6 separate regions of the Homo sapiens genome follow, and regions 1, 3, 4, 5 and 6 are each linked to region 2. A link is a loop called in an ENCODE intact Hi-C map of the cell type or tissue named here. Cell type or tissue: A673. All regions are shown on one strand. Region 1 overlaps LOC124905214 (a long non-coding RNA gene). Region 2 has its middle 48 kb from the start of APLN. Region 3 has its middle 21 kb from the start of RAB33A. Region 4 overlaps ZDHHC9 (zDHHC palmitoyltransferase 9). Region 5 overlaps BCORL1 (BCL6 corepressor like 1). Region 6 holds the start of UTP14A (UTP14A small subunit processome component).

What was found. A loop is a pair of places that touch in the nucleus more often than their neighbours do. Peaks named below come from ENCODE experiments on the same cell type or tissue, not always from the same donor. Only the 100,000 strongest peaks of a DNase experiment are listed, where the experiment ranks them.
Region 1: a loop joins it to region 2, with 7 times the contacts of the local background. A loop is called at or near these places in 67 of 110 quality-filtered maps.
Region 3: a loop joins it to region 2, with 3 times the contacts of the local background. A loop is called at or near these places in 34 of 110 quality-filtered maps.
Region 4: it touches region 2 in a loop (10-fold over the local background); 46 of 110 quality-filtered maps call a loop at or near these places.
Region 5: a loop joins it to region 2, with 14 times the contacts of the local background. A loop is called at or near these places in 65 of 110 quality-filtered maps.
Region 6: it touches region 2 in a loop (5-fold over the local background); 40 of 110 quality-filtered maps call a loop at or near these places.

What each region holds. Positions count from the first base shown.
Region 1 is chrX:129,726,005-129,731,004 of GRCh38, reverse strand. It overlaps LOC124905214 (a long non-coding RNA gene), which reads right to left. Exons shown (of 2, transcript XR_007068327.1): 2 at 2,116-2,699. Among named protein-coding and RNA genes, the nearest start is that of XPNPEP2, 10 kb to the left of the region's middle. In A673, a CTCF peak has its summit at 4,438 (motif pointing right); a DNase peak (open chromatin) is centred at 4,464.
Region 2 is chrX:129,604,791-129,609,790 of GRCh38, reverse strand. No RefSeq gene overlaps it. Among named protein-coding and RNA genes, the nearest start is that of APLN, 48 kb to the left of the region's middle. In A673, CTCF peaks have their summits at 278, 2,669 (motif pointing left) and 4,175; DNase peaks (open chromatin) are centred at 2,630, 2,900 and 4,150; H3K27ac peaks cover 928 bases.
Region 3 is chrX:130,190,095-130,195,094 of GRCh38, reverse strand. No RefSeq gene overlaps it. Among named protein-coding and RNA genes, the nearest start is that of RAB33A, 21 kb to the right of the region's middle. In A673, CTCF peaks have their summits at 2,430 and 2,630 (motif pointing right); a DNase peak (open chromatin) is centred at 2,664.
Region 4 is chrX:129,821,125-129,826,124 of GRCh38, reverse strand. It overlaps ZDHHC9 (zDHHC palmitoyltransferase 9), which reads left to right. Exons shown (of 11, transcript NM_016032.4): 5 at 2,288-2,446. Among named protein-coding and RNA genes, the nearest start is that of ZDHHC9, 20 kb to the left of the region's middle. In A673, a CTCF peak has its summit at 2,780 (motif pointing right); a DNase peak (open chromatin) is centred at 2,794.
Region 5 is chrX:130,058,015-130,063,014 of GRCh38, reverse strand. BCORL1 (BCL6 corepressor like 1) reads right to left here. Exons shown (of 14, transcript NM_001379451.1): 14 at 4,944-5,000. Among named protein-coding and RNA genes, the nearest start is that of ELF4, 50 kb to the left of the region's middle. RefSeq lists silencers at 2,117-2,186, 2,207-2,506, 2,527-2,786. In A673, CTCF peaks have their summits at 2,096 and 2,308 (motif pointing right); DNase peaks (open chromatin) are centred at 2,344 and 2,634; H3K4me3 peaks cover 916 bases; H3K27ac peaks cover 467 bases.
Region 6 is chrX:129,903,850-129,908,849 of GRCh38, reverse strand. It overlaps UTP14A (UTP14A small subunit processome component), which reads right to left and starts at 2,686. Exons shown (of 15, transcript NM_006649.4): 1 at 2,614-2,686; 2 at 1,408-1,483; 3 at 720-790; 4 at 116-180. The coding sequence starts at 2,639. LOC105373335 (a long non-coding RNA gene) reads left to right here. Exons shown (of 3, transcript NR_188631.1): 3 at 297-1,586. In A673, no CTCF peak of the experiment used is centred here; a DNase peak (open chromatin) is centred at 2,759; H3K4me3 peaks cover 1,817 bases; H3K27ac peaks cover 1,552 bases.

The sequences.
Region 1 (5,000 bases), 120 kb before region 2:
AACCTCGCTTTTGCTAGCACATTTAACTCTCCTGTTCCTTTGTGCTTCCACTCCATGTATCCTGCCAATGTCCATCCCCAAGTAAAGCATGCTCCCATCCCAGGGTCATTGCATATACCATTCCCACTAACAGGAATGCTCTTTTTTTCAGATGCCAACATGGCTCATTCCTTCGCTTCATTCAGTCCTCTGTTCAGATGTCCCCTTTTCAGAGAGGACTTCCCTGACCTCATTATTTAAACAGTGCCTCTGTCACTCTTTATTTCCTATTCTGTATTATTACCTCTTCAGAGTATTTTCCTGACATTATATTGTGTACCTATTTGTTTATGTTTGTCCACTGTTATATCTCAGGGCCTAGAACACTACCTGGAGCTTAGTAGGCATTCATAACTTTTTATTGAATAAATAAGTAAACCCCAGGGCATTTGAACCATCTGTCTTCTCTACAGGAGAATATATCCCAACCCTGTTGGTTGGGATCACTCCAAATTTTTGGTGTCCAACCTCGGCAGGCCTCTTGGTGCTGCTTGGCAATCCTTTTCCCTGTCCTGAGTCAGCTGTATTTTCTGTTGCCCTTGTGGGAGATTCCAGACCTTTATCCTTGTCCTCAAATCCCTACCCTGCTTGCATTTCATGATTGATGGACCTTCAGGTTGTTTCTGACTTTGCATTGTTACAAACAGGGGCCATGAAAATTCACGCACATGAAGCATTGCTCTAGGATCCATATCTAGAAGTAGAAAAGCGTACAATTTTGTCATGTCAATAGATTCTGCCAAACTGCCCTCCAAGAAAAGCTGTAGCAAATCACACTTCTACCAATAAAATAGCTGTTTCCACAATGTCTTCAACACTGGATAACATCAATGGTTTAAGGTTTTACCAATTTTATGGGTGAAAATTGGTCTCTTGCTGCTTTGTGTTTACCTGCTGGCTGGTAAAGGTTGACTATGCTTCCTTATGTTTTATTTGCCTTTTATTTTTTTCTTCATCTTTGAGTACCCATTCCTTTCATTAGCCCATGTTCTCATTGGGTTGTTTGTTTTTTTCTTATTAACTTAAAAATGAGATCTTTTTATATATTATGTGCATTCTTCATTTATCTGTTTGACAAATATTTATATACCTCAAGTATTTTCTCCCTTTTAACTTTGTTTTTAATTTTAGAGACTGAAATTTTTTTTGTGTAGCCAAAAACCTATCAAGATACTCTTATAATTTCTGGGACTTGTGACTTACTTAACAAGGAAATACTGTCCTATATATTCTCACAGTTTCATATAATTTTTTTGTGAGTGCACGTGTATTTAGCTCATTAATCCATTTGGGAATTGTATTTGGATATGACATGAGGTACAGATTTAAGAATATTGTGCCTTAACCCCCCACCCCCAATTTGACACTAATTGTCCCGTAACCATTTATTGACGAGTATATCTTTTCTTCATTGATTTTCAATGCCTTATGTAGTGCATATTATAGTCTCACATATACGTGGGGTTGTACTAGACTCTTTTGTTCCATTGATCTATGTCGCGGTGCCAACATTACACTGCTTTAATTACTATAGCTTGTGTTGTGCTTTGATAGCTGGCAGTGGAAGACTTCCTGCCCATTTTTTAAACACTTCTCTGTCATATTGCATATTTCCTTCTCTAGATGATCTCAGGATCAGCACATCAAGTCCTATAAAAATTCCTGTTATGATTCAAATTGATATTGCATTAGATGTTTGGATTAATCTGGGGAAAATGTCTGAGTTTTTAAAAACATCCTGGAATATACCTTATCTTTTCATTGATTCAGGTATTGTATGCCCTTCTGTAAAGTTGTCTATGCCTATCCTCGCCCATAGTGGTCTGATCTGAGCCCCGACCACTCCACTAAAGGAGCTCTTGCTAGAGGCATTAATGACCTTTGTGGTGTTCGCTACTGAGAGATGGCAGGTTATGGGGATGTCTTTGTCCACTCCCCTTGAAACTGGGCAGGGTTTTATGAGTATTTTGACCAATGGCAGGTGGTGAAAGTGAACTTTCCATTTATTTAGGTCTTCTTTAATTTCTATATGCAATGTTTTGTAGTTTTCTGTATACAAGTCTTTCACTTCCTGGGTTAAATTTATTGATAGATATTTTATTCTTTTATGTACTACTGTAAATGGAATTATTTTCTTCATTTCCTTTTGGATTTTTCATTGCTGATGTACAGAAACATGGTGTATTAGTTAGTTTGGGCTGCTGTTACACATTGCCATAGATGGGGTGGCTTGAACAATGAACATTTATGTTTCACAGTTCTGGAGGCTGAGGAGTCCAAGATCAAGGTGCTAGCAGATCAGGTGTCTGGTGAGAACACTCTTCCTGGTTTGCAGATGGCCATCTTCTTGCTATGTCCTGATATGACAGGTGGAGAGAGAGGGAGGGAGGGGGTAGACAGAGATGGGGCTCTCTGGTCTCTTCTTATAAGTGCACAAATCCCACCAGGTGGGCTCGACCCTCATGACCTCTAATCACCTCCCAAACTTCCCCATCTTCAAATACCATCACATTGGGGATTAGGGTTTCAACATATGAATTCGGAGGCACACGAGCATTCTGTCTGTAGCACATGGGACTCTTTCTCTTGGTCTTCAGTTGCCATACAAGCAGGTCTACTCCCCGGAGACCTCCAGGCTGTGAGGAAGCTCAGAGTAGCCCCTGCAGAGAAGTGGCATGGAAAGGCCCTGAGACCACAGGAAGAGAGAGAGAGAAGGCCAGCCAGCCCCAGGCCAGCCCCCAGCTCCCCGCCACCCAATGTTCTAGCTTCCAGCCCCTCTCTGGCTGCAACAATAGGTGAGACCCTGAGCCAGATTCCTTGCCCACCCCAAATTTCTAACCCACAGAAACCATAAGAGATGATAGGATAATACCATGATTTGTGTTGCTTTAAGCCACTAAGGTTTTTTGTTTGTTTGTTTGTTGTTTTGTTTTTACATGGCAATAGATAACGAGAACAGCCTTCTACTTCCCAAATCTAAAGGGCCATTTTAAGGCTAATGACTTCTCTGTGGTAGTCAACTTAGCAGAACTGTTCCCTCATTGAACCTCTCCTTTTCTTTGACTTCCTTGACAATTGTTCCTGGTTCTCCTACATCTGTGGCTACTTTTTCTTAGTCTTTTTCCTACACTTCTTTTATTCTCCCTTCCCCTTAAATATTGATGTCCTGGCCTCAGCCCTCTTTTCTTCTGATGAATTACACTCCACTCTCACCCATCTCCAAGTCGGTGCTGGCCCAGGTCTCTTTCCTGAGCTCTAGACTCATAAAACCAATTGCTGGCTGGGCGTAGTGGCTCATGCCTGTAATCCTAGCACTTTGGGAGGCCAAGGCAGGCGGATCACGAGGTCAGGAGATCAAGACCATCCTGGCCAACATGGTGAAACTCCGTCTCTACAAAAACGCAAAAAATTAGCTGGGCATGGTGATATGTGCCTGTAGTCCCAGCTACTCGGGAGGCTGAGGCAGGATAATTGCTTGAACCTGGGAGGCGGAGATTGCAGTGAGCCGAGATCGCACCACTGCACTCCAGACTGGCGACACAGCAAGATTAAAAAAAAAAAAATTGCCTACTGACCTTCCCTACCTGGATGTCTCTTTCTCCATATGTGCAAAATGGATCTCTTCATTTCCCCCATGCCCCAACATGTCCCTGTCCACCCAGTTGCCCAAGCCAGAATTCTGAGGGTCATTGCAGACCTCTCCCTCCCCCTTGCCTTGACACCATGTCTTGTCAAGTCTACCTCCTACATGTATCTAAAGATCATCACTTCCTCTGCTTTCTGCCCTGGACTATTGCCATAGATCCTAAATGATTAGTCTGCTTTCACTCTCTTCCCCTCCAAGCTACCCTCCACACTATGGCCAGTGGTTAAGAACACCAGCTTTGGGGCTAGGTAGATCTGTTTTTGTGCCCCATCTCTGCCATTCATTGGCTCTGTGACCTTGCGTAAGACATTCACTTTTCTGAGTCTCAGATTCTTCATCTTTAAAATGGAAGTAATAATAATAATTTTACCTACTGGGAAGGTTGATGCCAGGATTCAATAAGAATGCATCCTCAGCATTTTGCACAGTGCCTGGCACACAGCAAATGCGTAATAAATGATTGCAGAATGTTTGAGAAGGGGGCTTAGATGAGAGTATGGATGGCTCTAGCAGCTTCCTTTCTTTGCTGAAAATAACAGTTCTGAACTCATGGACTACACCAGATGTGGCTTGGCTGTCGAGTCTGAATAGGAAAGACTGTGCATTTGTCCAGATTAAGGGAGAGCACAGATATTGCAGAGGGCATCTGAGTTGTATTCCTGAGGTCACAGTGGCAGCTAGGGCCTGGAAAAACTGACAGGTCCTTGGAAGCTGACATAACTGGCCCAACTGGAGCCAGCACATCTGGAACTAGACAGCAGAGGGCAGCAGAGGTTGGTGCGATTGCAGTTCCCTGGGTTGGAGTTGGGGTTGGGGAGGAGAAACCTAAAGGAAAAACTTGGGATCCAAATGGGGGTTTGGCTAGAGGAGCTGTCCAGAGGATAGCAGTGCTCTTGAGCATCCTTTCCCTTAGGGCCTGGGATGAAGATGATTAAGGAAGTAAGGCTGCTTGGGAGGAAAAGAGGAGGCTAAGATTTAGAAGTGGGAGCTGAGTGAGTGAGTTGGAACTTTTACAAAGTATACTAAGAAAAGTGAATCTATCCTAGTCTTGTCTATTTGGGCCTTTGCTCATTTCTAGGAATCCCAATGGTCCTTCTATGGGCAGAGTTATCAACTGGGGACCCCAGAGGGTGGAGATGCTTTTATGTGTGATAGATGATGAGTTTGTAGTACAGGTAGGGGCCACATCCCTAAGGTATGAATAAAAGAAGCTTCAGGCTCATGAGGAAACCAAGGCCCAGAGAGGGGAAGTGACTTGCCTAAGGTCATATAGTTAGGATTAAGAGTGAAAGCCAATATTTACTGAAACGTTCTA
Region 2 (5,000 bases):
CCCTAGCTACAGCCAACATTTATTGGGCACCACTATGTATTAAGCCCTGTGCTAGCTCATTCTTCTTGTGTACCATTTCATCCGATCCTCCCAGGTCCTGAGGGAGGTGTTATCATCCTTACTTTACATCTGAGGAAACTGAGGTTCAGAGAGGGGCAGTGACTTATTCAAAGTCACACAGCTAGGATGTGCCAGAGCTAGAAACCAAGGTCCCTGCTCTTAACAACTGCTCTCTACTGCCTCCCACAGCTCAGCCCTCTGTCATAATCTCTTATGAATTGCTACCCAATCCCTGCAAGATCTTTGATGGTAGGGATGGCTTCTTTAAAACTAATTAATAATTAGCTTCACTCCTTTGATCAGTGCTTTACAGTTTATATAAGGCTTCTACATACATGATCTCATCTAATCTTTACTACATTCCTGGGACATTTGTGTTATCTGCAGTTTACAGATGAAGAAACTGAATCTCAGGGAGTTCCGTGACTTGCACAAGGCATGCATCCAGTGAGTGACAATGAGTTACTCTTTCCACTACTCCAAGGTCCCTTTTACTTGAGAATGGCTCCCAGCTTATCCTTTCCTCCATTCTTGGCACCTTGGTACTCTATGCCCCATTTCCATCCAATGTAAAATAGCTGAGGTGAAGAGGGGACACTCATTTTCCCTCCAGTCCTCAGGAGTTGGAACACAGGGATACAAAATTATGCAATTGACATTCAACAGGATGTGAGTGGGACTTCTATAGACCTGAGAACTGGCAACAAGGGCCCAAAGCTGAGGACTAGTTCCAAGAAAGAAGTGCCAAGGAACTTCCAATGATAGGGGACCAATGCTTCCTTCAGGGCTTATTAAGAGCTTAGCAAACAGGTTCTACTGCTCCCACCCCGTCTAGATAAGCAGAAAGTAGTGGTGGGGCACCACTGGGATGATCAGGAGACTTTGGCCCAGTGTTGTGGCCAAGTGAGGGGTTCCAAGAGAATGCCATCAAGATTGGGACGGCATAGGGGGTCAGGCTGTGAAGTGGGACATGTTATCTCATTCCTGGTTGGACATCTGCTTGGGTGGCAGCCTTGTGACTCTGCCCTGAGCCTATGAGAACAACTAAAGGGGAGTGGAGAGAGGGCAAAGAGCAGAGGCGGCAGTGGTGTAGCCAGCCATGTGCGCTTTCCTCAGGTCAGAGGGACACCTCCAAAGGTCACACATTTGAGTTGTCTTACCTTGTCCTGTTCAAGAGGACTGGCTTCAGGGCAAGGGGACCTCAACAACAAAGGTCTTTGTAGATACTGCTGGGGACAGGTGTGTGCATAGGTGTGGGTAGGGATTGGGTTGGTTGGAAGAAGTAGTGGCCAAATAGCTTCTCCCATGTCAGGGAACTCTGAAGTGGGGAAGCCTCCAGAACCCTGCCAAGATGGTTCATGACTGTGGAAAGAGAAAAGCATTGTGTGTTTGTACCCTATTGAGTTGAGGCTCTACAATGAAGCAGTTATACAGGGCGGAACACAGTCTCTGGTGGTCACTTGCCATCCATCTCACCTTCCTTAAAGAGCTCAAGTGGCTCCTGCCTCCTTGAGACCTCTCCATAGTTAGACTGGCCTAGCAGTTGGAGGAAAGGAGAACAGGGTTTCTGTTCAAATACTGCACCCAGGGCCAAGGTTAGAGGGAGGCAAGTGAGGACCCTGGGGCACACAGTGTCAGGAGGGGCTCACTCTCAGGCATACCCCTGCCCTTGAAGGAATGCCTCCCTAGAGTCTGCATCCCAGATACCCTCATTTGTCTTACCTATTTGTAGCTGTCACAGGGCCTGGGTCGATGCCCAGTGGTTCCCCACGGGATTCACAGAAGCTGTCAGTCCCATGAAGACGTTCTGGGCTTGAGTGCTGAGGATGTAGGGATCTGGGGTTAGCACCCACCCCCCAACCCCCCCAAAAAAGCCAAGCAATTAGCTGGGTGTGGTGGCACGCGCCTGTAGTCCCAGCTATTAGGGAGGCTGAGGCAGGAGAATCACTTGAACCCGGGAGGCAGAGTTTGCAGTGAGCCGAGATGGCGCCACTGCACTCCAGCCTGGGCGACAGAGTGAGACTCTGTCAAAAAAAAAAAAAAAAAAAAGAGCCAAGCAAAGATTTGAGAGTGTAAGAGAGGTAGGGACACTAGAAAGGAAGATTGGAGACCTGCCTGCATTCATCCAACTCCCTGCTCTACCACGGTGTGATCCAGTCAGATGACAACCTCTCTATGTTCCCCACCTGTAAGACAACAATAGTGCCTCGCTCATGGGGCTGCAGTGAGGATGAAATGGGATCATGTCTGCAGAACACTGGGCTCCAGGCCTCCTTGTACTGCTCACTTGCTGGGTAATTTGGAGCAAGTCCTCTAACCTCTCTGTGATTTGTCTGTAACAAACCAAAGGATGTTTTTCACCACCTGAAAACAGATAGTTAAGTGGAAATGCAAAGAATTTTTTAACTACGAAAAAGCAGAGGACTGGTTCCCATGGTCTCTTAAGGTCCATTCTTGTTTTATGTTTCCGTGATTTAAAAACAAAACAAAACAATAAAACTCTTCTCTTTGGAACTGGAGAAGGAAGCCCAGAGCCAAGAAGTCGGCTTTCTGTACCACGCCCCTCTCCCTTAAAGAAAACTGAGGTTATTCTGCCCCCTGGTGTCCTGTACTGTCATTGCAGTCACTTCCAGTGGCCCATCTAGGCTTCAGATTTGGAATCACGAATTTTCCTTCCTTCCTTCCTTCCTTCCTTCCTTCCTTCCTTCCTTCCTTCCTTCCTTCCTTACTTCCTTCCTTCTTTCCTTCCTTCATTGAATGCCCCACTCTGGGCCACGCACTGTGCTGTGCACTGTGGTTGCAAAGATGAATAACACTGGGCCCCTTCCTTGAAGGAGGACACAGTCTAGTGGGGGAAGTCAGACACCTAAACAAATCATTTAGATACAGCTAAACAAGTGCTCTACAAAAGGCTACTATACAGTGCAAAGAGGGCGTGCTTGGCTTGGGGGAGGCAGGCGACATGTCTGGAAGAGCCTGACAAAAAGGGGTGGTAGTTGAGTTTGATAACCATGTTTGAATTCTTTAGGTGGCTGGACAGGGATGGGAGTGTGTAGAAGGATGTGGGGCACATTTAAGAGGCAACAGTGTATTTGGTTTGCTGGGGGCATGCTGTGGGCTTAGGGAAACAGTGGAAGATGGAGTTGAGAGCTGGGAGGTGGTCAGGGTTTTAAGCAAGGCAGTGACCTGGGTAGATTTGAATTTCTGTATGTTCATTCTGGCTGCTCTGTAGAGAAAGCCTTGAAGAGGCACAGGGCTGGGAAAACTCTTGGTCGAGTTGCCAGATTTAGAAACAAAACAAAAGAGTGAAACAAAACCAAACCCCGGATACCCAGTTAAATGGGAATTTCAGATAATAGACAATGGTTTTTTAGTATAAGTACATCCCAAGTATTGTACAAGATGTACTAAAAATTATTCTGTGTTTATGTGAAATTCAAATTTAACTGGGTGTCCTGTATTTTATGCGGCAACCGTATCTTGGAGACATCAAGGAGAGATGATGGTGGCTTAGACAAGGGTGGAGGGAGCAGATTTGGGTCAAAGGGGAAAAATTCCAGGGATATTCAGGAGGTAGAAATGAAAGAACTTGGCGATGACATGGACGTGAGAACATGAAAGGGAGGTGTCAAAACAACACCCAGTCTCCCGTTTGTTCCGTGTTGGGTCCTCCACTGCATCCCATACCTCCAACCACCACACATCTGGAGGTCAAGAGTCCTTCCTAAAACATCCCAAAGAACCCGCGAAGCCAGGAGCCAAGACGTCCTCCAGGGTCCCGCCTTCCCTGCTCGGCTCCGCCTCCTGCTTGGTTCTGCAGTGTGGCCCTCCGGGCTTGTTTGGGCCAGTCATCTGCCAGTGGCCGGTGCCTGGGATGAATTAGGGCCCCTTTAGGTCTCTGTTCTTTTCCTCTTTGCACCACCCTTCGCAACGGCCAGCATGAGGTGCCCAGCCCAGGTCCCCACTGCTGACTAGAATAGATCCTTTCTGCCAGGGAGGGATGTCCCAAAGAGTCCCAGAATCCTGCACCTTTCCCTAGGGGTTTTCTCACTTCCCGGAGGCTGGGACTGAAATGGTGGCCGCGCTTCTCCAAGCTTCTTGTGACCTCACAGTGCCTCTTAGTGGTCACACAGCACACTGCAGGCCGAGGTGAGATGGAAGATGGATTTGTAAGCACTGGGAAAGTTGTTTTTTGTTTGTTTGTTTGTTTTAGACAGAGTCTCGCTCTGTCACCCAGGCTGGAGTGCAGTGGCACGATCTGGGCTCACTGCAACCTTTGCCTCCTGGGTTCAAGCGATTCTTCTGCCTCAGCCTCCCAACTAGCTGGGACTATAGGCGCGTGCCACCACGCCCAGGTAATTTTTTGTATTTTTAGTAGAGACAGCGTTTCACCATGTTAGCCAGGATGGTCTTGATCTCCTGACCTCATAATCCACCCAGCTCGGCCTCCCAAAGTGCTGGGATTACAGGCGTAAACCACCGCGCCCAGCCAGCACTGGGAAAGCTTTTCATTCCTGATTCTCCCCTGGCAGGGCACAGGGCTCCTGCCTCTGCTGCTGGCCACCCATCCGTCAGGAGTGCTGTTGGCACTCCTCAGCTCTTAAGGATCTGAGCAAGACATTTGTGCAGTGGACCCGCTGGTAAGGAGGTGGCCTAAAATGACATTTCGCAAATCAAACAACTAGGCCCTGAGGTCTCCATTCTTGGTGGGACTCAGCAAGATGCTCCAGGTTGAATGGGTCAGAGATTCCGAAATCCCCAGCCTTCCAGATTTCATAGGTACCAGCCTACAGATAAAGCTTAATGTGCCAGAGGACCCGCCCACACTTGCCTGTGGACATCTCCGCCCAGAAAACTGGGGTGAGGCAGAGGGGAATCTCACAATTGGGTTCCCCACAGTGGGCATGTTTCCAGGCCGGGTGGTAGGGCTGGTCGCCATA
Region 3 (5,000 bases), 590 kb before region 2:
ACAATCCTTATCTAGAGACCTAAAACTTCGTTCTCTTCATAGCTGTCTTAACATGCATATGGCCATAGAAACCAGTGCACAATCACTATTTTTGTTGTTCAGAGGAATGGAGAACTGAAAAGGACCTTGGAGGTCATTTCTTCCCATCCTTCAAATGGTGCAGGAAGCTCCTCTAAAATACCTCTTTTTTAAAAGTTTCAGTTGTTCAAGCTGGCCCATCCGTTCCTAGACTTTCCATCCCCCTGCCTTGCCCTCCCCTCCTGGGAGGATGATTTGTTCCTCAGGAGCCTGCTCAACCCTTACCCCCACGTTCTGGGCCCAAGCCTGACCTAAGAATGAATTCAGCTAAGAATGAAGGGAATGAAGTTGTCGATCTCCGGATAAGGATTGTTTACTTGTCGACAGATCAAAAGTCAGCTTTGAATAGTACAGACCTTCCATTAAAGAAAATGCTCTGATTTGATTAAAACCAGGGCAAGGAAAATGGTGCTCTATAATGTGAACAGGTCAGTACTTCCTGATAACCATTTATTTTCTGAATGACAAATTACCTCAGTTTCCACCTCTGCAAAATGGAATTGAAAATCATTTTTACAGGATTTTCTTGAATTTCAATAAAATAATATCTGGCATCTAACATCAACTCCCATCTAATCTACTAGTTAATCCTAAATGAAGCAGAGATGGGACCATTAACTTCAGGCCCAGGAGCACATCCTCCTCTCAGGGTTGAGAGAAATAGAGAAAGATAAGGGAAATTAACATTGTGGTTCAGACCATTCAGTTCTAGTCTGCTCCAACACTTGCAGTCATGTGGCCTTCGGCAGGAAGCTTTGATCATTCTGTACCTCAGAGGGTAATTGTGATGTGAGGATTAAGCATGACGGTCCACATTAAGCATATAACATTGTACTTAGTAGTACACAGCACTCGATAAATGTTAGCTGCTATTAATAATTGTCATTATTTCGGTTGGAAGCATCGAGACTGAAAACTAGATGTGGTCTGATATCATCCTTCTCATTTGGTGATCTCCCTAAATAGACAGGGAGAACAACAATGCCTGGGGTACCTCTCCTTTATCTGAGGTGCCAGGGTTTCTACCTGGAATTGGTGAGTAGGGGTTAGGTCAGCCTGTTTTGTTTTGTTTTGTTTTGTTTTGTTTTGTTTTGTTTTGAAACGGAGTCTCACTCTGTCGCCCAGGCTGGAGTGCAATGGCGCTATCTTGGCTCATTGCAACCTCTGCCTCCCAGGTTCAAGCGATTCTCCTGCCTCAGCCTCCCAAGTAGCTGGGATTACAGGCAAGGGCCACGAGGCCCAGCTAATTTTTTGTATTTTTAGTAGAGATGGGGTTTCACCATGTTGGCCAGGCTGGTCTCAAACTCCCAATCTCAGGTGACCCACCCGCCTCAGCCTCCCAAAGTGCTGGATTACAGGTGTGAGCCACCGTGCCTGGCCCAGGTTTTTTATTTATGCTTGTACCTGAAACTTTCTCCAGTACTTTAAGATTAAATTCAGAGGGTCACAGTACCTACTTTATCGATGGGGAAGGGATTAAGTACCACCTATAGATTCAAATCAGGTTATGAGGTCCATTTCTCATTCTAGTTCAACTACATCATGGCTTAGGGGCCTCTCTCTATGCCCTCTGGTGGGTTTGTTTGTTTTTCTGAGACGGAGTCTTGCTCTGTCGCCCAGGCTGGAGTGCAGTGGCGTGATCTCAGTGGCGAGATCTCAGCTCACTGCAACCCCTGCCTCCCGGGTTCAAGCAATTCTCCCACCTCAGCCTCCTGAGTAGCTAGGATTATGGGTGCACGCCACCACACCCAGCTAATTTTTGTATTTTTAGTAGAGACAGGGGTTTCACCGTGTTGGCCAGGCTGGTCTCCATCTCCTGACCTTGCGATCCACCCACCTTGGCCTCCCAAAGTGCTGGGATTACAGGCGTGAGCCACCGCGCCCGGCCAATCCTGGTAGTCTTTAAGAGAGACCACTGGCCAGGCGCGGTGGCTCACACCTGTAATCCCAGCACTTTGGGAGGCCAAGGTGGGCAGATCACGAGGTCAGGAGATCGAGACCATCCTGGCCAACACGGTGAAACCCCATCTCTACTAAAAATACAAAAAATTAGCCGGGCGTGGTGGCAGGCACCTGTAGTCCCAACTACTTGGGAGGCTGAGGCAGGAGAACAGCGTGTACCCAGGAGGCGGAGCTTGCAGTGAGCCAAGATTGCGCCACTGCACTCCAGCCTGGGCGACAGAGGGAGACTCCGTCTCAAAAAAAAAAAAAAAAGACTACCAGGACTGCCTACCTACCCAGCTTCAAAATCTGTCTCCCTGGGCAGGTGAGGTGTTTCTCAATGTCTCCTCTCTGTCCCTCCCTTCTACCAGTCTAGTAGGTTTCACAGACTCCCCTTAGGAGAGTTAAGCCCTAGTGATTTGGCAGAGGTAGCTGCAGGGCACTCCCAGCCCATTCCCTTTTATGAGTAACCCCTCTAGTTCCAGGTGTCTAAATGCACAGATTGGGACCAGGATTAGCGCCTTCTGTTTGAGCGTCCATCCCGGGAAATGGTCAGTACTGGTCAGAAAAAAACTGATAAACTTTCCTGCCTCCTGCCTTCACTAATTAGTCTTACCAGCAGGAGGCGCGCGGCAGACATGTAATCTATTTTTTCTCACTCTCATCTTGAGCCTTGTGTCCAGAGTGGTTGATACTCAGGTTATACTCGGGATTAATCTTTGGTTGTCTCTTATAGATAAGAGGCTCTTGCTTCCTAGTTTCAAGGAAACAACCCAAGGACGTTGGGTATAACTGGAACCGTTTCACTTACCCTAAGTTTAGGGCCTGAAAAGATCCACTTTATCAGGCTGAGTTCCCTGGTTACCCAGATCGCCCTGGGGTTCATACAGCTGGTTTTGAAGCTCTGGCTCAGGAAAAGTCATTTCTGATTTTAGGGCTCACTAGGAAGCCTAGGGGTAATGACCCCGTCCCCACCCCACCCCCACCCCAGACCTAGAGGCACATCAGAATCAGCTGTGGACATTCTAACAATACAAATTAATTCCTGGGCCTGCCCCCAAGATCTGCCTGACCAGAGTGTTGGGGGCTGTGGCCCCAGGAGTCTGTACTTTAACAAGTCCCTCACTGGTTTCATGCTGTTAGCTGTGAACTGGCATTTGGGAACCACTAATCTAGGGGAATCTCTGGGAACCTGTCTCAGTCCTCCTGCCCCAGCACAGCCTCTTAGGGGCATAGAAGTCAAGGGGACTTGGAATCAGAACAAGGATTTTTTGTTTTTTGTTTTTTGTTTTTGTTTTTGAGATGGAGTCTTGCTCTGTTGCCCAGGCTGAAGTGTAGTGGTGTGATCTTGGCTCACTGCAACCTCTGTCTCCCTGGTTCAAGTAATTCTCCTGCCTCAGCCTCCCGAGTAGCTGGGACTACAGGCATGCACCACTACGCCTGGCTAATTTTGTATTTTTAGCAGAGACAGGATTTCGCCATGTTGGCCAGGCTTGTCTCGAACTCCTGACCTCAGGTGATCCACCCACCTCGGCCTCTGCACCCGGCCCAGAACAAGGTTTTAACTCATGTGGCTGTGCCACTTGAATCATGCTGGGATTTTCAAGGGACTTGGAAGTGGTTCAGGAGACTAGGGAGGCCCTTAGGGAGCAAGGCCCCTTCCAGTGAGGCAATGAGGGATGCTGTATAAAGGAGGGGCCTCTTTAAGGTAAGGAAGAATTATGTCCCCTCAGGTGTTACAAGAGGATAAATACTGACCTCTCTCTGCATCTGCTGGTGACAGTTGCAGAAGAAGCTGAGCCTTGCTTTCCAGGGATCTCTCAGCACATCTGTGTGCCCTCCTCTGCCCCCAGCACGCACTGAGGGTGGGCTGAGTCAGCTTCCCTCAAGGGGTGGGGGCTGCTCCAGCTATTCTGGGCTGGGCATCCTTCCCTGGCACTACTCTAGGTGGTGGTGCTCAGAGCAGCATCTGGTCCTGGGCTCTCTGATGGAAGGACCCTGGCAAGACAGTCCCCAGGCTGGATCCGGGGGCCTGAGCAAATGAGCAGGTATTGAGGGAAAGGATAGTTTGGGGGGCCCAGTGGCAAGATGCTGTAGCCCCAAAGGCAGGGCAGCAGAGTCAGCTGGCTGTGTGGTCCCCAGCTTCTGCCCAAGGCAAGGACATCCCGGAGACTCCTTTGGCCCAGAGTTGACATAAGTGTCAACCCACTGGGCTTCCTGGAGGTATCCAGTCTGCGGCATCTGATTCAGGGAGGAATGTCCTAGACGGGCCTCCTGGGTAGTGAATGTCCTGCTGGCCAGGCCCCCATGGGTCAGGGAAACTGGCTGGGGTAAACCTGGCATCCCTACAAGAGTCCCAGAGCTGGGAACTGGCTAGAAAGACAGTGTAATATCATAGAAAGAGCCTAGACTTGACGTGAGACAGATCCCCGTTCATCGCTTACTACATTGGACAAGTCACTAAGTCTCAGTGCATCCATGTTCTTGTTCATACAATGGAAATCAGCCAGGCATGGTGGCTCACTCTTGTAATCCCAACACTTTGGGAGGCCAAGGCAGGAGGATCACTTGAGCCCAGGGGTACAAGACCAGTTTGGGCAACACAGCAAGACCCCATCTCTATACAAAAACCATTTTCTCTTTTTTTTTTTTTTTATTTGAGACAGAGTCTTGCTCTGTCACCCAGGCTGGAGTACAGTGATGCCATCTCAGCTCACTGCAACCTCCGCCTCCTGGGTTCAAGCTATTCTCCTGCCTCAGCTTTCCGGGTAGCTGGGACTACAGGCGCGTGCCACCGCACCCAGCTAATTTTTGTATTTTTAATAGAGATGAGGTTTTCCCGTGTTGGCCAGGCTGGTCTCAAACTCCAGACCTCAGGTGATCTGTCCGCCTCGGCCTCCCAAAGTGCTGGGATTACAGACGTGAGCTACCACACCCAGCCAAAACTTTTTCTTAATTAGCCAAGTGTGGTGGCACACACT
Region 4 (5,000 bases), 220 kb before region 2:
CAAAAAAAGGAAAAATGTTCCATATGGCAGATATTTTTAAAATCAAAGTGAATTGAAAAATATTCTGTTTTTAGAATTATACTGCATGGTGAGAGTGCAATGAGACAGGCACTCTCATATGCTGCGGATGGGCAGGCATGCAAATTCATACGGTCTGTCTGGGAAGCAGTTTGGCAACAAGTAATATGGACTTTAAAGGGTCATACCCTTTGACCCAGTAGTTCTACTTCTCTGAGGGTTTAGCTAAAGGAGATAAACAGATTTTTACAAATTACTGTAGAAGGATTTTTGGTGCATCATTTTTTCTTTTCTTTTAAATATGAGTAGCTATTTTAATGCCGGCAACTTCATGTATTACTGCTTATACTTCACCATTCTTTTCTTTATTCTTTCTGTTTTAGAAATTAATTTTAACACATGAGTATGTTCTTGGAAGGGAGGAGGGGACTAGGATTGAGGTGGTGATCGAAGGAGATTTAAGCTTTTCTCTGTAATGTTTTAAATTTTTACATGAAACATCACCTAAATAGTAAAAAATCCCAACAATATGGAATATTTAAATAAATCATAGTACACGTATATGATGGAATATTGCCAGTAGTTATGTTTTAGAAAAAAAATTAACAATGAGAAAATGTTCACAGCATATAATATTAAGTAAATACTTCATGGTACAAATCTGCATTTATAATATGATCTCAATTTTTTAAAAATTATGAATGTTTACCTGTTAATAGAAGATTAGAAGGAAATACGCCAAAAAATATAAATATCTCTGAGCTGAGAGACTGACTGTCAGTGATTTTTATGTTTTCTTATTTATACTTTGTTTTTTTCCAAAAAAAATTTTTTTTTTGAGTTGGAGTCTTGCTCGCTCTGTCACCCAGGCTGCCTCCCAGGTTCAAGCGATTCTCCTGCCTCAGCCTCCAGAGTAGCTGGGATTACAGATGCGTGCCACCATGCTTGGCTAATTTTTGTATTTTTAGTAGACACGGGGTTTTGCCATGTTGGCCAGACTGGTCTCAAACTCCTGATCTCAGGTGCCCCGCCTGCCTCAGCCTCCCAAAGTGCTGGGATTACAGGCGTGAGCCACCATGCCTGGCCCTATTCTGTTTTTTTCCAAAATTTTTACAATAAGCAAGCATTACTTTTATTTCAGTAACTGTTTCTGTGTTACCAGTCTTTTCTTTTCACATGCATATATTTTGTTTGCAAGATAGTATTGTTTTATGCGTATTGCTTTTTAACATACATTTTCATTTTGCCATATATTGTATTTTCCTGTTTTCACCATTCTTTCGTCTATGTCATTTTTAACGGCTGCATAATATTCCATTCTATGCACATAACATAATTTACTTAACCACCCTTCTATTGTGACATTGAAGTTATTTTTAGTTTTTCACTATTAAAAGGAACTCTGTGACAAATATCCTTATATAAACATCTTTCGTATATCTCATTATAATTTTGATAAGTTTCTAGAAGTAGACTTGATCAGTAAATGAATATACACGTTTAAAACTTTGGTAGCTGGCTGGGCACGGTGGCTCACACCTGTAATCCCAGCACTTTGGGAGGCTGAGGCGGGCGGATCACTTGAGGTCTGGAGTCTGAGACCAGCCTGACAAACATGATAAAACCCCATCTCTATTAAAAATACAAAAATCAGCCAGGCATGGTGGTGGGCCCCTGTAATCCCAGCTACTCAGGAGGCTGAGACAGGAGAATCACTTGAACCCAGGAGGCAGAAATTGCAGTGAGCCAAGACTGAGATCCCACCACTGCACTCCAGCCTGGGCGACAGAGCGAGACTTCATCTTAAAAGAAAAAAAAAGTTTAGTAGCAGCTGCCATATTGCTCACTGATAAGATCTAAGAATGACCTTTCCCCACCCTTGCTAACATGGGGTATTTTTATTGTTTGTAATGTTTTTTAATATGATAGGTAAAAATGGTATCTTTGTGCTTTAATTTTTATTTCTCTGATTATTAGTGAAATTGGATGTTTTCATTTAATGTATTTTTAGCTATTTTTTTAAATGAATGTTTTTCTTTGTAATCAGAAAAAAAAGCCTCGAAGAAACACTTTTTCTTATGTATACAACAGAACTGCATGCACTTAGTGGAGTTTTATGGGCATATTCTGTGATGTTGAGTGTCTAGTCTATAAAAGACAGGGGGCTTGGGGAACCTTTGAATGCCCCCATTGGTTTTGGAGAGGTGGTGAGACTTTTGGGCTCAAGTGATGGCTAGCTGTGATATTAACTGTCTTTATTGATTTACAGAAGCTACCAATGGTGCGGTGCCCCAGGGCCAGCGACCACCGCCTCGTATCAAGAATTTCCAGATAAACAACCAGATTGTGAAACTGAAATACTGTTACACATGCAAGATCTTCCGGCCTCCCCGGGCCTCCCATTGCAGCATCTGTGACAACTGTGTGGGTGAGTAAAACTACAGGGACATTGCCTAGGGAAAAGGCTGAGTTGAACTAGAAAGTCAGGGTGGTCACCAATTTTGGGAGGAGGGAAGATAGATTTAGATGAGAAATGAACTAGATTTAGATAGGGAAATTTAGATAGGCAACAAGCTCCTGAAAAACTGCAAATCAGCTGTACTTGTGTAGATCAAATCAAAATTTAAATATCCTCTAGCCTAAACTTTACAAAAACCTCTTTAGTAAATGAGAAAAATAAACTTTACCTATTTTTGAAATTTAGATTTTCCTGTACTGGATTTTCATGTGGGACCCACCTTACATAGTGGGAGGAGACACCTAGTCCACTGGAGGGCAGCATTGAGGAAGGAAGGTCTGTCTAAGACGCAACCCAAGAAGAGGAAAGTTGCTAGCATTTATTGAGTTTCTACTACATATTGGGCACTGTGCTAAGTGATTTACCTTTCTCTCATTTAAGACTTGTAACAGCCCCATGAGATTGGTATTATCCCCATTTTACGGATGAGGAAATAGGTGAAGCACCAGTATGTAAGTTCACATAATTAGTATGAGATTAAGCTAGAGCAGGTCTGATTCCAAACTGCTTATTTCTTCTCTTTGCTGCTGCTGCAAGAGGGTCAGGTATATGTGTGTCTAATACAGTGGTCTGTACTTCCATCCACATATATGTGGCTTTGTTGTAATCACTGCCTACTGTGTGCTAAACCCTGGCCAAGATGAGAAATGGGCCATAAAGATTCCTGTTGATAGGCCTATATGTGAAATTGCTTATATCATCACTAGGCATACTTCTAATGTTCTTTTTAAAATTACTTTTTCTTGAGTTCCCATGATTGGATAATGTTTTTTCTGTATACCATGTGGCATCCTGAGGGCATTGCTTTCCTCTTACTAGCCATTTCTTTAGGCAAAGGTTGGGAGATATATATTGCTTTATATGGTAAAAGCTATATGGTGCTCTCTTCGGCAGCGTGTATACTAAAAAGCTACTATATGTATATAAGATTTTTATAAATCAAAACCCATTTTATTATTATTATTATTTTTTATTTTACTTTAAGTTCTGGGATACGTGTGCAGAATGTGCAGGTTTGTTACATAGGTATACATGTGCCATGGTGGTTTGCTGCACCTATCAACCTGTCATCTACGTTTTAAGCCCTGCATGCATTAGGTATTTGTCCTAATGCCCTCCCTCCTCACCCCACCCCCCGACAGACCCCAGTATGTGTTGTTCCCCTCCCTGTGTCCATGTGTTCTCATTGTTCAACTCCCACTTATGAGTGAGAACATGCGGTGTTTGGTTTTCTGTTCCTGTGTTAGTTTGCTGAGAATGATGGCTTCCAGCTTCATCCATGTCCCTACAAAGGACATGAACTCATCCTTTTTTATGGGTGCATAGTATTCCATGGTGTATATGTGCCACATTTTCTTTATCCGGTCTATCATTGGTGAGCATTTGGGTTGGTTCCAAGTCTTTGGTATTGTAAATAGTGCTGCAATAAACATATGTGTGCATGTGTCTTTATGGTAGAATGATTTATAATGCTTTGGGTATATACCCAGTAATGGGATTGCTGGGTCAAATGGTATTTCTGGTACTGGATCCTTGAGGAATCGCCACACTGTCTTCCACAATGGTTGAACTAATTTACACTCCCACCAACAGTGTAAAAGTGTTCCTATTTCTCCACAGCCTCATCAGCATCTATTGTCAAAGCCCATTTTATTTATTTATTTTTTGAGATGGAGTCTCACTGTGTCACCCAGGCTGGAGTGCAGTGGCATGATCTCGGCTCACTGCAACCTCCACCTCCTGGGTTCAAGCGATTCTCCTGCCTCAGCCTCCTGAGTAGCTGGTATTACAGGTGCACACCACCACGCCCGGCTAATTTTTGTATTTTTAGTAGAGATGGAGTTTCACCATGTTGGTCAGGCTGGTCTGGAACTCCTGACCTTGTGATCCACCCACCTAGGCCTCCCAAAGTGCTGAGATTACAGGCATGAGCCACCACACCCGGCTGTCGAAACCCATTTTAAGTGAAGCAGGAAACTTGATATTTAAAGAAGGTCTGGCCAGGCGCGGTGGCTCACACCTGTAATCCCAGCACTTTGGGAGGCCAAAGCGGGAGGATCACGAGGTCAGGAGATCAAGACCATTCTGGCTAACATGGTGAAACCCCATCTCTACTAAAAATACAAAAAATTAGGGGACGTGGTGGTGGGCGCCTGTAGTCCCAGCTACTCGGGAGGCTAAGGCAGGAGAATGGCGTGAACCCGGGAGGCGGAGGTTGTAGTGAGCCAAGATCGCGCCACTGCACTCCAGCCTGGGTGACAGAGCAAGACTCCATCTCAAAAAAAAAAAAAAGAAGAAGGTCTATACCCAGTAATGGGATTGCTGGGTCAAATGGTATTTCTGGTTCTAGATCTTTGAGGAATTGCCACATCTTCCACAATGGTTGAACTAATTTACATTCCCAACAACAATAGCGTTCCTATTTCCCCGCAACCTTGCCAGCATCTGTTGTTTTTTGACTTTT
Region 5 (5,000 bases), 450 kb before region 2:
CTCCACTAAAAATACAAAAATTAGCTGGGCATGGTGGTGTGTGCCTGTAGTCCCAGCTACTCGGGAGGCTGAGGCAGGAGAAACACTTCAACCCGGGAGGCAGAGGTTGCAATGAGCCGAGATCGCGCCACTGCACTCCAGCCTGGCGACAGAGTGAGACTCCATCTTGAAAAAAAAAAAAAAAAAAAAAAGAAACGAAAAGGAAAGAAAGAAAATCCATCCACAGCCAGGCACAGTGGCTCACGCCTGTGATCCCAGCACTTTGGGAAGCTGAGGTGGGCGGATCACCTGAGGTCAGGAGTTGGAGACCAACATGGCCAATATGGCGAAACCCCATCTCTACTAAAAATACAAAAATTAACCGGGCTTGGTGGCACGCACCTATAATCCCAGCTACTGGGGAGGCTGAGGCAGAGAATCCCTTGAACCTGGAGGTGGAATTTGCAGTGAGTCGAGATTGTACCTGGGTGATCAAAGCAAGACTGTCTCAAAAAAAAAAAAAAAAAAAAAGAAAAGAAAAAAAGTACAATCCATCCTTCAAGATCTGATTGGTTCCACTCAATCAGAATGTCCTTCCTATCCTGCTAGTACCAATTAAATTGTGTCCCTCCTTCAAGACTCGATTCATGGACTCTGCCTCCCCAGACCAGTCTGTCCTAAGTGAGTTATTTAAAACTTATTGCAATTGCCACTCTTTCAGCAACTGATCATGAACACCCTGTGACATCTATTATAATGCAAACTGTTACTTAAATCTTCAATGACCTGTACCTATTTAGTGTCCCCAATTAGCACATTACCTCCTTGAGGAGTGGGAGGGACTGTATCAACCACGTAACATGGCACAGTACAAAGGATCAAGGTAATGGTTACTGATGGAGCCGGTGGGAGATGGGGACCAAACTTTGAGGTAGGTGACCTCTGACCTCCCCTCTGCACAGGCACTCACCCCAGGTGCTCCACTGCTCTGGGCCTGCCCTCCCTGGCTCAGTGCCCTCATGGTATCCCCAACCCCACCCCCCCATCTTAGCACTCAAAATTTGTTACTATTTTGAACATCCTCTACCCCTAAAGCAACTTCCCTGTCCAGTTTCTTTCCTACTCCAAGTGTGAAACTAGCTAAACCAATTAACCTGTGCTGATACAGTTATGGGAGAGGGCTAGAGGAGAACCTCAGGAGACAGGTTCATTTTAACCAGAGTCATGTGGCAGTAAGTCTCTGCCTTTTCTTGGTTTAATGGAGTCAGGAGTCAAGAGATGACCCTCATCTCCCAGCAGCTGATATGTTACTCCCTCCTCTGGGTTCCCACAGCACTTTGTTTTCTTTATTTTTTTGAGATAGAGTCTCCCTCCGTTGCCCAGGCTGGAGCGCAGTGGTGCGATCTTGGGTCACTGCAGCCTCTGCCTCCCGAGTTCAAGCGGTTCTCCTGCCTCAGCCTCCCAAGTAGCTGTGACTACAGCTGCGTGCCACCACGCCCGGCTAATTTTTGTATTTTTAGTAGAGAACGGGTTTCACCATGTTAGCCAGGCTGGTCTCGAACTCTTGACCTCAAGTGATCCGCCCACCTCAGCCTCCCAAGGTGCTGGGATTACAGCCCTGAGCCACCTCACAGCACTTTGTAAATACCTCTTATGGTAGCACTTAGCACAGTACAGTTCTTTAATTACGTGTTTATGTAGGGTTCCCCGCCAATAGGCTGTGAGCTCCTCAAGGACAGGGACTGTGTGTTAGTCACTGATATATCCCTAGTGCCTAGCACACAGTAGGTTCTTAATAAATGCTTATTGAAAGAAGGAACTGGTCCTGATTTTAATTCTGAGACTTCTGCCCTATGCTATGGCAGGCAAGAGGAGAGGGAGGAGGACAATCCACACTTGGGAGCTAAGGCAGCTTTCTGCCCGCTCCTATAACACTGCAGGCGGCTACTTCCTTTGCCCCTGGAGTGTTAACAGACATCCCCGGATCACAGGGTCCATGAGGAGCCCAGGGCTGCTTGCCAGCTGTGCGTTGCTGTCACCAGGTGCCACGTGCAACTCCCGAACTCCCGCCCTTTGCTGCTGCCCGCTTCCAGGGACTGCCTCGCCACTATTTCCTCACCCCTGGGTGGGGCTGTGCGGTGGAAGTGTCAGCTCCGGTGGGTGGGGCGGGACAAGAAGTTATTCTGACGGTCACAGGCCTTTCTGATCCCATCTTGTACTCCAAAAGAGGCAGTTGCCTCCAGCTCTGAAGCCGCTGGACCTGGGGTGAGTGAGCTCCTTCCCCTCCCAGACTGAGGTCCCAGCCTCCGAGAACTTCGGGCCCCGGCGCGCCGGACGTGGAGGCCGACGTCCAGCAGGTGGCGCTGTCGAGCCAGCGATGGCGGGAGAGTGGCCCGGCGGGGCCCGGGAAGGGAGGGGCAGCCAGGGTTGGGCCTACCGTCCCTGGCGGAGGCGGCCGCGGCCGCGGCTGGCGTCTTCCGGTCCCCCGATCTTGCCCCTGCGCCTGCAACTGTCCCCGGATGGTTCTGGCCGCCACCAAAGCCCTCCGCTGCTCCGGAGCTTCGAACTTTCCCCTCGACCCCAGCCCCCTTCACTTTCCAGGGGGAATTTAGCCGGCCGCCGAATGCGCTCCCCCATTGGCCAGCCGCGCTCTGGCCCCGCCCCCGGCGCCCCCTCCCTCAGCCTCGCGGACCAGCAGGTGAGCACGCGGAGTCGCAGTCACCCGGCCTGCCCTCCCCTCCCCTCGCGCGCCGCCGCCTTCTACCGTGAAGCGGGAGAGCGATCGAGGCGCCCCAGACAGCCGTTTGCTAGCGGAGGGACCTGACCGTCCGCCGCACGAGCCCGGCTCCCAAGGACCGGCGCGGGGCCTAAAGACGTCGCCCCCAGAGGCCGGACGCTGCGGCTCGGCCGACCCCCGCGCGGTGGCAGCCGGAGCGCTAGGGAAACGAGTGGAGCCCCGGCCCGGATCCTGCTGCGGGATCCAGAAGGCCCGAGCACTTCGCGTCCCCCTGCCCAGCAGTTGAGCAGACGCCCCTGGGGCGGACCCCACCCTTCCCAAACACACACACACTGGTCTTTGCATGGGCAGGACACAGTTAAACACCCACCAGGCCTCCCGGTTATTGGGTTAGAGTATGGACCGAGCAGGAGTTTACTGCCCCATTCACCACCGCCCCCAACCCCACCTACCCCAAATAGGGATGCGGAGACTATCCCTCCTCCCACCAAGACTTGAACAGAGCCTCTCTTTCAAGCCCAAAGAGCGTTCTGATAAGACCCTCATTAACCATAGGTTCGTGAGCTCGGCATGAAGGAGGAACTAATTTTGGCTAAACAGATCTTTATGGTCCTCAGTGTGATGCTCTGTCAGTAGGTGGGTACATTGGCCTCCATTTGGCTGATGGAGCAATTAAGGCTGGGAAAGATTAGGTTCTCGCCCAAGGTCAGCCTAGGTAGTTAGGAGTGGTGCTGGCTCTTTCCTCTACACCATACTAAAAGGACTGGGAGATCATTTAATAAGAGGCCACCAAGCCATCCTCACCCCAATCCTGACCGGGGATGTAGATTTAATGCCACGGCCCATACTTCCTGCCTTGATCTTTCCAACCTGGCAGAAGGGCAGTGGGACTCCAGGTAAGCCGTGGGCAAAGAACCCCAAAAGCAATAAAACAATCTGCTGTTTGGTTTTGCTTTTAACTCCCCTTGTATCCAAGCCTTTGCTCAGATTGTCCTCTCAGTTCAAACACTCTTCCCTGCCACCTCTAATTCCTGCATTTCTACTTTTTAAAGTATCAACTAGGCATCACCTCTTCTAGGATGTGTTCCCAGGGCCCTTGCCCATGCTTCTGAGCTCCCATAGCATCCTGGGACTAGTTGAATTCTTATACTCACCACATGGCTTTATAACCTATCAACATGTCAGATTTCTTGACTTAACTGCAAGTTCCAAGCACAGGATCGACCTGAATTCAGAACCACTGTGGGCTTGTTTGGGAATCTGACAAAGGTGGCTATTGCATAGGGCCTTGGGATCAGAAAGTGGGGAGAGGACGGCCAATGAGGAAGATTAATGCTATGGTTCAAAGAGGATGATGCTTGGACCTGGGTCGAGCCAAGCTTCTGAGGCTTGAGCAAAGACAGCAGCTTAGAGTTCACTCCTGAGGACGGCTGGACTCCAGCCAGCCAGACGCACAGATCCCTTCGCCTCTACACTCTCTAACAGGGCTCTCCAGACTCGAAAGCCACAGTGAGAAGCCCTAAGAGAATAGAGCTTCAAAGGGCCTCATCCCAGGCCTCTCGAACATCCTCTTCCTCTCAGTCACTGGTGCATTCTGGAACCAGCAATCACAAGAATCATAGCTTCTACCACTGTTTTTCAGAAGTGGGAGGAAAAACTGCAAAATCCAGGATGGGCATCTTGCCTTCATGGTAGCTCGGTGGCAGGAAAACAGAACCATGGAAGGCCTGCACCGTGGGTGGGGAGCACTGGCACAACAGTGAGGGCAGTGATGAGGCCATGCAGCCAGATGCCACCTCGGCAGGGTGGCCTAGGGCAAGCAGGGGACTTCCTTAAGGAGGCTTATTCCCACAGCCACCACAGAGAAGGCTACTTCCTCCAACCCTGCTACTCCTATGTAAACAAGGACTGCCCAGGCACCTGCTTCAACCCCAAACCAAAGCAACAGGAGCCAGATGCTCCATTTGCCCCCACTGGCCCCGCCCCCAGGATTTGCCCCTTTCTTTTTCTTTCCAGATCGTGACCCAATGTTCACTAGCCACTCCACCTTGCCTTTATTCATCGTACCCCTTGGGACCCACAGCTGCAAAGCAGGATGGCGGGGGCTCCCCATTTACTGAATCACAATGCCCACCTTCTGAAACCACCAAAAAGTCCCAAAGGGGAGGAGAGAAAAAGAGAGACGGGAGAGAAAAAGAGAGACGGGAGACAGAAGCCCTGACACAGGTTTTTCAGTATGCAAGTGTTTTTGACTCCACAGCCAGTTGCTTAAAATGAAACATAA
Region 6 (5,000 bases), 300 kb before region 2:
TATGGTATGAGTCATTAACCACATCAAAAACAGTTCCTAGGGGGGGTGAGGTGAACACAATGCCCTTGGAACTCCACAGGTTTCATGCATGGGTATCTTCCTTTGTTCAACTTACCTTCAGAACTGACATTGAACTCTGACACCTTCAGACTAGCCTCAGACCTCTCAGCCAATTTCCGCCTGAAATTAGGCAAAACGATATAATAGGAATGAATAAATTTTATGGGGGCTTGGGGTTGGGAGAGACAAACACTTCTCTCTTCAAACAGGGCTTTGGTTTCTTGTATTTCTTCTAGGGTCATGTTTTGTCATGATGCAGCAAGGAGATCTGTTCCTAACTTGGACTTGGTTGTCTAACCCTCATCTCTTCTCTTTATTACAAGGTAAGCATAGTGGAAAACATATTGGACTTAGATTCAAACACACCTGAACCTGTAACTTATGAGCCAGGTGACCTTGGGGGTAAGTAAATTTATTTCTCTAATGGGGTTAAATAATGCCTACTCAATGCTTTAAAAGATTTTCAGTGTGGAATAAGACTGCAAATGCTTACAATAATAGCACTAAGACTAATAACAGCTAACAGTTAATTATATAATGCTTACTATATGCTAGGCACTGGTATTAAGGTCTTTACATGAAGCACTCAATAAATATTAGCTGCAGAGAAATCTCACGGAATTGACTATATAACCTGCCCTAACTGACGGGAACGTTACCTATTCTTTCCATCAAGGGAACTGATTGCTTCCAGAAGCTTTTGATGCTTTCTCTCTCCATCATTGTCCCCCTAAGACACAGAAAAGGAAAAACAATCAGGATGAGGGGGAGGGAAAAGACAACATGGAAATTGAGTCTCATGTAAAATCTCTTGTTATTTATTTATTTATTTTTGAGACGGCGTCTCGCTCTGTTGCCCAGGATGGAGTGCAGTGGTGTTATCTTGGCTCACTGCAAGCTCCGCCTCCCAGGTTCATGCCATTCTCCTGCCTCAGCCTCCCAAGTAGCTGGGACTACAGGCGCCTGCCACCACGCCTGGCTAATTTTTTGTATTTTTAGTAGAGACGGGGTTTCACTGTGTTAGCCAGGATGGTCTCAATCTCCTGACCTTGTGATCTGCCCGCCTTGGCCTCCCAAAGTGCTGGGATTACAGGCATGAGCCATCACCCGGGCCTGTTTTGGTTGGTCTTATAAATTATACTTATGCAACTTGAGGGTAGTGATTGTAACTTAGTTTCCAAATCCTCATAGCACTTAATATGATACAGTATCTTATATATGAAACACTAACCATTTGCAATTTATTTGAGAGACCTGAACAAATACATAGAACATTGTCACACCCTTCCATTCCAGGAATGTGCTCTCTACCCTAATTTTGAAGGCAGTTTAGCAATTGTCACCCACCTCATCTTCACTCTCACTCAAGAGGTAGTCTTTTGGCAAATCCGCTAGTTCTTCCTGTTGGCTCAAAGCCAGAAGGCTGTTAAAAGAGGCAACAGAGAAATGTGAATGCAATATACCCATGTAACAAACCTGCATATGTATCCCTTAATTATAATAAAAGTCGAAATTAAAAAAAGAAATATTATTATTTGAAGCAATGTCTAATCTATTAAAACAATCTCGAAAACATTGTAATTTCAGCACAGAATAGCCCTATCCCTCAGAAGATATATAAAGCAGCGTGAATGCCTTTGGAAACTTGTCAAGATGTGAAATTTAGACTGAAGTCAGGCATCACCTCCAAGAGTGATGCCTGACTTCAAAACTGCATGTAAAAGAGCTATCACTTTTCAGGGATTGGCACAACATTTCCTATGACCTATGGGAAGCTGTAAAAATGTCAGACCCTAGAATAATATGGCCAAAGACGCTGTTGCTAGCTAGCCCTGGAGGCAAGGCAGTTTCACGATTAATATTTCTAAGCATCCTCCATATATTTGACTCATTGATAGGCAGCCTAATCAAAAGTGTTATCTTGATCCTTGTTCCCAGGAATGGAGAAACAGGTCGAAAGCAGCTGGGTAAGCCACTTTCCCTGGGGCTTGCTTAGTAAAGTAGGTGCTTAACTAAGGAGATTGGTACCCACAAACAAATTATAAAATGTACCATTACCTAACAGCATATATTATTAGTATTTGCAAAGCCAACATTACTAAACGGACTACATTTAGTTCCGGGGGCGGGGTGGGGGGGGCACAAAACATCACAGGAGCCAAAACGTGGTGGATGACTCCAATCAGCAAAGCTTTCCAAGATTCGGGGAGTTTATAACGCCTGCACTGCCTGCGCAGAGGATTAAATCGGGCCGCGACAGAGGCAGAAAAAGGGGCCACGTGACGAAAAATGTGAAACACAGTAAATGAGCTGGGGAGGCAGAAACAGCATCAGGACCAACAGGGATGCGGCTATACAGCTGAGGAGCGGAGTAAGCGAATGAAATTAAATTAAAAGGGCTTTAAAGGCTGGATCGCGGAAAATAGGAACGAATGGCCAGCTCTTCAGGGGAACCACTGCCATCTGTTAAAGGGGGGGCTCCCATTTCCCAAAAGCTGGGGAACCCGGCCCCCAACGAGACCCAGAATCCCCCCTCCCCTCGTTGCCCTTCACCTCTCTGCAAGCCGGTTCGCAGTCATTTCAGCAGCCAGCTTCTCTCACATGGACCAAGAACGGAAGCCGAAGGAAAGCAATTTCCGTGCGGGCCGCAAAGCAATTTCTGTTTCCGTCAATCGCTCGCGACGTACACGTCACTTCCGTTCCGTACGAGGCGTGAGAGAAGCAGGAGCCGTGTAGGGAGGGGCCTGCAGAAAACTGGGAGGCCTGAGATGAAACGGCTGTCAGCGGGTGGGGCATTCCTTTCTCCACCCACCCCGTATTTCTCTGGCGCGCGGGTGTCTGTCCTCCTGGCCCCTGGTTTCCACGTGGCCCAAGGTGGGTTAGCTTAGGGCGACGGTGCTGCGCTCTCAGGGGCTGAGCCCGCGCCTTCATTCGTCACTGCAGAATCCAGAAGGAAAGACTACAGCGCCCGTCCTTGTGCGACGGCGTCCTGCAAGCCGACCACAAGCCAGCTCGGGGGTTTATTGAATGCCTATTAAGTGGCCAGATTGTGCCGGGCCCCGGAGATCCGATGGTGAACATAACAAGTTTCCTTCCATTTAAGGAAAAATCGCCTTTGATCCCTTGTAATTGCAGCTTTGTTCTTCATTTCCTGAGTCAAAAGATTTTTTTTATCCAAGAAGGGGCCATCAGTAACTACGCTTCCTCACCTCCCATCAACTTAAAAAAATTTTTTTAAACAACTTTTTTTCTCCCATCAACTTTTAAGAATTTTATTTATTTATTTTTGAGACAGAGCCTTGCTGTGTCGTTCAGGCTGGAGTGCAATGGCGTGATCTCAGCTCACTGCAACCTCCACCTCCCGGGTTCAAGCGATTCTCCTGCCTCAGCCTCCCGAGTCGCTAGGATTACAGGCACCCGCCACCATGCTCGGCTAATATTTGCATTTTTAGTAGAGACGGGGTTTTGCCACGTTGGCCAGGCTGGTCTAGAATTCCTGGCCTCAAGTGATCTGCCCGCCTCGGCCTCCCAAAGTGCTGAGATTACAGGTGTGAGCCACCGGGCCCGGCCTAATATATATATATATTAATTAATGATTGTAGAAAAATAATAGACAAGAACATTCTTTTCATTTTTTTTTTTTGAGACGGAGTCTCACTCCGTCGCCCACGCTGGAATGCAGTGGTGCGATCTCAGCTCACTGCAAGCTCCGCCTCCCGGGTTCACACCATTCACCTGCCTCAGCTTCCTGAGTAGCTGGGACTACAGGCGCCTGCCACCACACCCGGCTAATTTTTTTTTTTTTTTTAAGTAGAGACGGGGTTTCACCGTGTTAGCCAGGATGGTCTCGATCTCGTGACCTCATGATCCACCCGTCTCGGCCTCCCAAAGTGCTAGGATTACAGGCGTGAGCCACGGCGCCCGGCCCGTTCTTTTCATTCTTGTAATCCATTCCCATTTTGCTTTTGCCCCATTATTCCACAGAAATTGCTCTGGACAAGATCAGCGACACCCAAAGTTGCTAAATAAAACGGATACCTCTCAGTCTTTGGCTTCCCAGAACTTTGTGTGGCATTTAGTAACTGTTGATTTCTTTTCTTTTCTTTTCTTTTCTTTTCTTTTCTTTTTTTTGAGACGGAGTTTCGCTCTTGTTGCCAAGGCTGGAGTGCAGTGGCGCGATCTTGGCTCACTGTAACCTCCGCCTCCTGGGTTCAAGTGATTCTCCTGCCTCAGCCTCCCGTGTAGCTGGGATTACAGGCATGCGCCACCACGCCTGGCTAATTTTTGTTTTTTTTTTTTTTTTGAGACGGAGTCTCGCTCTGTCACCCAGGCTGGAGTGCAGTGGCACAATCTCAGCTCACTGCAACCTCTGCCTCCCTGTTTCAAGTGATTCTCCTGCCTCAGCCTCCCGAGTAGCTGGACTACAGGCACATGCCACCATGCCCGGCTAATTTTTTGTATTTTTAGTAGAGATGGGGTTTCACCGTGTTAGCCAGGATGGTCTCGATCTCCTGACCTCGTGATCCGCCCTCCTCGGCCTCCCAAAGTGCTGGGATTACAGGCGTGAGCCACCGCGCCCAGCCTAATTTTTGTATTTTTAGCAGAGATGGAGTTTCGCCATGTTGGCCAGGCTGGTCTCGAACTCCTGGCCTCAGGTGATCCTCCCACCATGGCCTCCCAAAGTGCTGGGATTATGGGCGTGAGCCACCGCACCCAGCCGATTTGTTTTCTTATTCATGAAATATTTTTGGCCATCTAGTATGTGCCAAGCCTCTAGGCATTGGGAATACATTGGTGAACAAAGCAGATATGTCCCATTGCTTCCTAGAGCTTACTTTCTAGTGGGATTAAAGACAATTTTGTCATTGTTGAAACTCCATCCTGAGATTTCATGACACCATTCTCTCCTGGTATCAGCCCTATGACCATCTTCCTCAGTC